Regions from separate parts of the Mus musculus genome. Here region 1 is linked to region 2. The links are chromatin loops, found by intact Hi-C in ENCODE. Cell type or tissue: left cerebral cortex. All regions are shown on one strand.

Evidence for each region. Peaks named below come from ENCODE experiments on the same cell type or tissue, not always from the same donor. Only the 100,000 strongest peaks of a DNase experiment are listed, where the experiment ranks them.
Region 1: a loop joins it to region 2, with 2.6 times the contacts of the local background. A loop is called at or near these places in 1 of 42 quality-filtered maps.

What each region holds. Positions count from the first base shown.
Region 1 is chr2:30,674,705-30,678,704 of GRCm38, reverse strand. It overlaps Gm14486 (predicted gene 14486), which reads left to right and starts at 694. Exons shown (of 4, transcript NR_136917.1): 1 at 694-799. In left cerebral cortex, a CTCF peak has its summit at 1,647; DNase peaks (open chromatin) are centred at 1,499 and 2,088; H3K4me3 peaks cover 1,248 bases; H3K27ac peaks cover 3,035 bases.
Region 2 is chr2:30,468,138-30,472,137 of GRCm38, reverse strand. No RefSeq gene overlaps it. Among named protein-coding and RNA genes, the nearest start is that of Ier5l, 4.1 kb to the left of the region's middle. In left cerebral cortex, CTCF peaks have their summits at 1,210 and 2,156; DNase peaks (open chromatin) are centred at 131, 1,359, 2,141 and 2,785; H3K4me3 peaks cover 1,837 bases; H3K27ac peaks cover 3,007 bases.

The DNA of each region.
Region 1 (4,000 bases), 210 kb before region 2:
CCTTCCCTTGTGCCTGCAGAGGCCTTCGACAGCTCTAACGGCCCCTCCTGGAGGAGACTACTGGGTGCTCTGAGGCTTGGAAGGTAGAAGACAAGTTGGGCACAATCTACTAGGGATCAGATACCACATGCAGATATGCATCACCAATGGAATATTATGTAACTATAAATAATAAGGTGTAATAAACTGTCACATAGAACCCATAGTGATAGCTGATTCTCCTATACATAAGACTTTTTTTGTTGTTGTTTTTTGTTTTTTGTTTTTTCGAGACAGGGTTTCTCTGTGTAGTCCTGGCTGTCATGGAACTCACTTTGTAGATCAGGCTGGCCTTGAACTCAGAAATCCGCCTACCTCTGCCTCCCAAATGCTGGGATTAAAGGGGCGTGTGCCACCACCGCCCGGCTACATAAGGCTTTTTAAGTGTTCAGAGGGACAGGAAAACTCCAACCTCACTCACTCTTCCTCCTCTCTGCTGTTCCCCATCTTTCCCGGCATGGGACCTTTCCAGGGGCTTGGCCATGACTCGCCTAAATTATGACTGAGAAGCCCCTGAGAGTCACTTCCTGTCCTGGGAAGGAAGAGCAAGACTGAGGGGCTGTATCAGTAAGGAAAGAGGGGTATCATAGGTATTTTTCTCTGCCAGGCACTGCGCATGCCTGAACTCTGCCGGTCCTAGGAAGTCCTCATTCCATCGGGGCCTTGGGGAGTAGACACTGCCATCTTTTCCTGGGGGTCTGTGTTTCAATCAAAGAGTCTCCTTGGAGACAGAAGCCCCAAGAAGCCACGGAGACTAGAGGTAGGGGGAAAAGAGTGGGGCTGATTAGATTAGATGCAGGGTTGATATCCCCAGCCACCAGGCAGAGCTGGTTGCCCAGCCTTGGCAAACTCACTCCCCTGGGAGGTCCCTAACTTTCCACATCAAGGTCAGAGAAGGGACAGTGGGTAAAGTCACTGAGCAAGAGAGCTTTCAGCCTGACAGCTCCCTCTCCATTCCCTGTGTACCCTCATCCCCAGCCTCCCTCCTGGTCTCGGTCTGCCATTGTGTGACCTTGGCCTAACAGATCTCCAGAACTCAGTCTCAGGGCTCAGTGTCCATATCTGCACAGGAAGGGGCTTGTCCTGCGGTGCCCTCAGCCCCCCTTAGGCTTGAGGGGGGTAAGAGGTTGGCAGAAGTCTCCGGAGTCCCCCGGAACCGGGGCAAATTTTGGGTGGGGAGATCAGGGTTGCTTTATGGGATAAAATGTGATGCCCCCGCCAGCACCCTGCACTCAGCAGGCCCATCTGCCACCCAGAGCCCTGACCGTGGAGGGGGAAGTCCCAGGAGCCGACCGCTGGCCTCTCCCCACCGGATCCAGGAGGGCGGTGGGAGCCGGAGATGTAAATGCGCACAGCCTCCTTTCTTCTAAACGCCGAAACCAGCCTTGACAGGCTCTGAAAATAAATGGCACCGACTCGCTGGGATTTCAAATTCCGTGATTAAGGGCTGAAGCAAACACTTTCCCTCCCTCCCGCCCTCCTGCCGCCCTCCCTCCGTGGGCTGATAGCGCTGGCGGCCGGGACAGCTTCTTGCGCGCCTGCCAGCAGCTCCGATAGCAGCCGCCAGCGCGCCGCTCCGGGCTGTTTATCAGCGGCGCTCACGCCGCTTCAAATCCCTGCCCGGCCTGCACGCGCGCCCGCGGGCACTCACTCACTCACACGGGCGCTAGCATGCACACACCTGCACGGATGCACACGGGAGTACAGGCACGAGGCTTGTGTGCACAGAAAAGGCATGCATGTGTGCACACAAGGCACCGTGCATGACTGTATGCATGCATGCATGCACACTGGTCCATCTGCATGTGCACACAGAGAACACACGCACATTTGCACGCAGAAGCACCATGCGTGCATGCACACCAATCCACATGCATGCAGGGGTGCACACACAAAACACGAGCACATGTGTACCCAAGGCACCTGCAGGTATGCACAGCGGGGTGTGCATACTCAACCCTAAGAGAAAGCTGAAGAACGCTGCAGAATTGAGGGAGAGGAGAGGAGAGGAGGGCGGGAGAAGAGGAGGGCAAGAGGAAGCTGGAAGAGGCTCTGAGCTCACGGTTGGTTGGATACCTTGGAGGACCAAGTCCAGGCAGCTGCAGTATAGCAACAATCCCCAGCCTCCCTCCCTGTATGTCTGACTGCTGGAACCACCCAGTGATTCTGAGCTACCCCAGCTACCCCAGCCTCTTCCTCCCATCTGGGATTCTGTGACTGGTGTGGTGGTGGTGGTGGTGGTGGTGGTGGTGGTGGAAGGAGGCTCTGTTCTCCTGGTAGCCTCTGAAATAGGAAGTCCTAGCTGCTAGGAGATAGGCCATCTCTGTATGAGTTAGTCTGAACCCCAGGAGCTTGCCCAAGATGTGTCTCACCATGGCATGGGCACCAAAGCTGTGTACCCCTCCCCCCACCCCAGGGATGCCTGAGCAGAGCCTTGACCTTCCCTCAGATGCAATGCTGATAGGTGACTCTGGGAGGGCAGATGGAGACAACACCACCCCAGCTCCCAGATACTGCATCAGTGATGCCAGCCCCAGCCCCCGTCCCCATCCCATTAACACTCTGATCAAAACTCTGCTGTTGCCCCTTGGTGTTGCAGCTGGGTGCCAGGTAGAGGAGGTTCCCCTGCTCAGTGGCCACTCCCATCTCACCAGGAGTGACACTTGGCTCACTCAGAGCACATCTGCCTGGGTGACCTCTGGCTGAAGACACCCATACCATCCTAGCATCACTAGCTGCACCCACACTAGCATAGCAACAGATAACAGGGATCCTCCTCAGCATCCATGAAAGCCTTAGGGAGCTAATACGGTACTGATCTGAGTCATGTCCACTTCACACCATTTTGCAGAAGGGGAAACTGAGGCTGTGAAAACAGAGGCCACTTGCCCAAACTCACCCTATGTGGACCGAGTCTGACTCCGATTGACCTCATTTTACCCCAAAGGGAGAGATGTCCCAGAAACTCGATTTTGTTTTGTGTGTTGGAGATGGAGCCCATGCATGTGCAAAATCCCCATAAACACTCGGATTCCAGTCAGGACCCATGAGAACCGCACTTTATGTATAGTAGCACAGCTCTTGGGGACTCTTTTCTATTTATTTTTCATTTTATTTGTGTGTAGATGTCCTGTTTACATGTGCATGTTGGAGGCCAAAGTTCAGTCTTGCCGTCCTTCCTCAGAAGTTGACTACATATTGCAATTTTATTATTGCTTTTATTTGGTTGGTTGGTTCTGGTTTTTTGAGTCGGGGGTTTCTCTGTGTAGTCCTGGCTGTCCTGGAACTCACTCTGCAGTCCAGGCTTGTCTTAGCCTCAGAGCTCTGCCTGCCTCTGCCTCTGAGTGATGGTATTAAAGGCGTGTGCCACAACCCCCTAGCTTTATTATTATTTAAATATTATTTATTTATTTGTGTGTGTGTGTACGTGCCATGGAAATCAGAAGAGGCCATTGGATTGCCTGGAGCTGCAGTTATGGGTGGCTGTGAGCTGTTTTGAACTCTGGTCCTCAAGTTTGCAAACCAGACACTTTACCTGTTGGGTCATATCCCCAGGGCCGAGTCACCAGAGTCTTAAAGTAAAGTCATTCCAAACTGAGAATGGGCTGCCTTCTCTCTCAGGTGATCCAGGCTGGGGCCAAAGAGCCAGCTCTGCCCAGTGGGAGCCTCCAGAAATGGAGCCCTGGAATGCAGGGAGGGAGGAAAGGGACATTTTCAAGATCACAAAGCAGGGGCATTTTGTAAGGAAGCGTGCTCCCTCATCCTGTGCCACGGATACAGATACTCTGGGGACTGGGTAGCTAGGCTGAGTCAATAAAAACTTGACCACTGCAATGAGTTTCCACCTTACCTTCTTCCTTCAATCCTCTCTTCCTCCTCCTCCTTCCCCTCCTCCCCCTCCTCTTCTTTTCTTTTCTTATTTGATTTTACATGTGCAGGTGTTTTTCCCGCATGTATGTAA
Region 2 (4,000 bases):
GCCCCTCTGGCTCCGTCCTCCTCCCCCTCCTCCACCCGCCTCGCGGACTCGGGCGGGGGGGGGGGGGGGCACCCTGACACTCTCAGCACAGTTGGGAAAGGGGTGGAGGGCGAGCAGGGCGAACTACATTTCCCATCATGCCCAGCACTGCGGTCCTCACTAAACAAAAAAGGAAGTCGATTCCTTCACCTGGATCCCCGGGGGAGGGAGGGGCCCGGACCGCCGACTGAGCTGGAGACTTTTCGCTTAGCTCCTGGTCAGCTCTAGTGATTGTGCGCGCTTCTAAGTTACCTTGTGCTTTAGCCTTCGGTCCCATCTCATGAAACCAGCATTGTTCCAGCCTGTGAGAACCCTGTCTCCGTCCTCAGCGCGATAGATTTTGTTTAATTTAAAAGCCTTTTGTTGTGAGAAGGTGAGGTTCGCTTAGTGCCCCTCTGGGTCTCTGCCATCAACACCCCGAGGACTCCAAAACAAGTTGCCAACCTTGCCTTCCCGGCCCTTCTTCCTCCTGTATTTTTGTGCATAATGAATTGTATCTCACCGGGTAAAACTGTTCAGGTTATTTGTTTAAATTTATAATCTTAATAAAAAGTCAATTGTAGAGTGTATGGTGGTTCCTTTGCTTTCACATGGGCTTAGAGGTGAGAAAATCTAAACACACACACACACACACACACACACGCAAGCAAACACCAGCTTTCCAGGGCCATGGTGGAAACCCATGGATACCCCCATATCCGCAGGGCCAGGGTTGGAATTGTGTGTGTGTGTGTGTGTGTGTGTGTGTGTGTGTGTGTGTGTGCTGGGGATGGAGCTAGGGTTGGGAGTCAGTATGTGTGCGTTCTGGGGATGGAGGCCGGTGCTACAAGGTCTTCTCCATAAGCCCTCCTCACCAGCGGGTCTTGCCCCCTTGGGAACCCGCTGCCCAGCAGGAAGCTGAGCCAGCCTCCAACATATTTCCATGCACCACCAGGGTTGCAAGGGCCTAGTTGGCCCCTACTTTCTGTAGCAGGGAGACTTCTGGGCCACCCACACTCCCTGACCTGATCCTCAGACCGCGCACATCAGCACGTCTCAAGCAAGCAACTTGGGGAAGTTTTTTCCTTTCCTTTTTCTTTCTTTCTTCCTTTCCTTTCCTTTCCTTTCCTTTCCTTTCTTTTCTTTTCTTTCTTTCTTCCTTTCTTTCTTTCTTCTTATTTTTTTTTTAAAGTTGAGTTTGTTATCACTGCTCAGTGCCACTTGGTGGTGTGCTGGCGGCGTCTCCCTCCTCGTGCCCCTCCCCTCTCCTTTTCTGCTCCCTCCCGCCCGCCTCTCTCTTCTGTGGATGGAGCAGGAAGGCTCCAGGCGCGCGCTCCCCTCTGACCACCTACGGAATGACCTCAGAGTGGGAGAATGTGCCAAGGCACCGAAGGAAGCTCGGGTTCTTCCCACTGGAACCAAATTCACATCTGGAGCCGCGGCTCCGGCCCCAGGGCACACGGGTGGTTCCAACCTTGCTAAGGGGATAGGAAAAAAGAACTGGGGAGGCGTGGAGGGCAGTGGGGTAAGATAAATCGGCAGCCTTTGCTGTTTTAGGGTAGCGTCTCTCGCAATGTCTCTCGTCTCTGGCTGCCTCCCTAAAGATCTCTCGCAATGTCTCTCGTCTCTGGCTGCCTCCCTAAAGATCTCTCGCTCTCACTGGCTAGCCCCCTTGCTTCCCTTCTCTGCGCCAAAGCTCTCAGCCACCGGCCAGGCGATTCACGCCGCCCCACCCCATAAGCCTCGCTGGGTGAAAGGAGGCGCTGTCGCCCAGCGTCCCAAGTCCAGACGAGAGGCGGATGTTATTCACTCTCAGGGGGCCTCTCGGCTCTGGATCTCGCTGTCGCGCGTGGCGAAGTTCTTGGGGACACTCCAAAACGTGGGGGTTGGGGAGGCCGCGGAGGTCGGCGATCTAGGTTGGGTAAGAGGGATGCTCTGGAGGTGTGAGTTACCGGGAGAAAAGACACCTTCACCTCACCCACACACCCAAAGACTTGCTCTTGGCCTCCCACGGGAAGAGACTGGAGCTAAAGAGGGGGTGCATCTTAACCCCCTTCCCATATCCCCCTACAAGTCTAAGGAAATAGCTGTTGGATGCAGTTTTGAGTCAATCCAAGTCAGTTGCCACGGCTCCCCCTAGCGCCAATTGGAAGGCGCTGCAGAATGTGCGGATGGGAGTGGGCGAGGCGCAGCCGGGGGCGGGCGGGCTGCTGGGAGAGGCAACACACGCACCGGCGCACCCGCGCACGGGCGGCCTAACATCGCATCCCCACCCAGCCCTGGTCTGAGAGAGACCCTGAGCGTGGAGCTCTCCCACTCCAGGTCTGCGTGGAGAAGGGCACATGGTCGGACGCCTTTGTTGGGAGCGTGGAGCTGGTAACAGCGAAACTCCCAGTGAGGGGCTTGGGACCTTCGCGTCTATCCTTGGGACTCGTGTAGGGAAGACGTGTGTGTGTGTGTGTGTGTGTGTGTGTGTGTGTGTGTGTGTGTGTGTGTGTGTGTGTGTGTGTGTGTGTTGGGGGGGGGGGTCGGTGTTTGGGTGCGAAATAGAAGCTCTGAGATCAGCAAGACTACAGACTAGGGTTCTCTCCTTCCCTATCCGCGCAGGTTTTCTGAGCTCAGGACATATTGGGTACATTGGGATCTAGTGAAATTGGGAGTTGAGGGGATGAGCTCAGGGAGCTGCACAAGAGAGGACCCCCAGCCCCGCTTCTGTCTTCAGGGCCTAGGTACCCTGCGCAATAATACAAAGGGTTGAGAAACTGCTCTACAGAGGACACAGACATCCCCCCTGAAATAAACAACAGCCCAGATACTAAGGCTGGGCACCATACTGAGGACCACACCCGTCCTCCCACTGCCTGGGACACATGAATCTCCAAGCATCCTCCTCTCCTTATCCCCTTCACAGCCCCTGGATTCCTTTGCAGCATACAACGTGGCAGCCCACAACTCCCCGGGAGAGACTGATGCTCCACAGGCATAACACCCCAGAAACACTGGGGGGAAGAGGTGGGACTGTCTAGCCATGAGAGTCCTAGGCATGGGGTCACTGGCGTGGAGCCGCCAGGTCCCTTCCAGCAAGACCAAGGATGAAGAGACTGGGGCTCCGCATGGTTGACAGAAGGTGCCATCCAGAAAACAGAGGCTCAGCCCCTGGTCATCCCCAGCTAATCGACTCTCCGCCAGCATAAAACATACATCCCAAGGCAGGCTGCCTCTGATGCTGAGGAAGGGCTAAGCCAGTCTCTAGCTGTGCTTGGAGCTAGATATGACAGCTATAGAGCCTCACAAAGCTTTGAGCTGCCCTCTGGAGAAGACTGGGGCTGGGGTTGCTCCGAACTCCCGAGAGGGCCACTGTGCAGAGAAACAGGATGCACACCAAGTGCTGCGTCTTACTGGCTCTGTCCACTGGACGCACATCTACAAAGTGTGCGCTGGTTGCCCCGGGAAAGCTCTCTCAATACCACCAAAGCAATAAATAGCCAGAACAGCAAATACCTCTGTGGATTACTAATTTCAACTTCCCAGCTACCCTTAGAGGTGGATCCAGCCTTTTGGAAATGAGAACATACATCCAAGGTCACAGCATTTGGGAGCCAGCCTCTCTACCTGTTGGAGCTCCCAGCCTGGTGGGGAGGTATTTGTAGCCTTATGATTGACTGGAGCTGGCAGCTGATCTGGATGTGGCTTAAATGGCCAGATTGAGAATTCACAATTGAATGTATACTAGGCTACAGCATCTAGTCGTGTCTGAGCTGACTGGCTGGAAGCACACGTTCAATGCTTCCTTCTGCAGGGTATAGGACAAAGGCAGAGAAGATGGAGTGGTGTCTGTGATTCACCCTACCCAGGATTCTCCCATTCCTCTGTCCTTTAAGACTTTGGGTAAGTGACAGCTTGTGGCACCAAACCATGCAGTGGCCAGGGGTGCTGCTGGTTTCAGGTACAGCTGGATACAGTCAAGAGATTTCCAAAATGC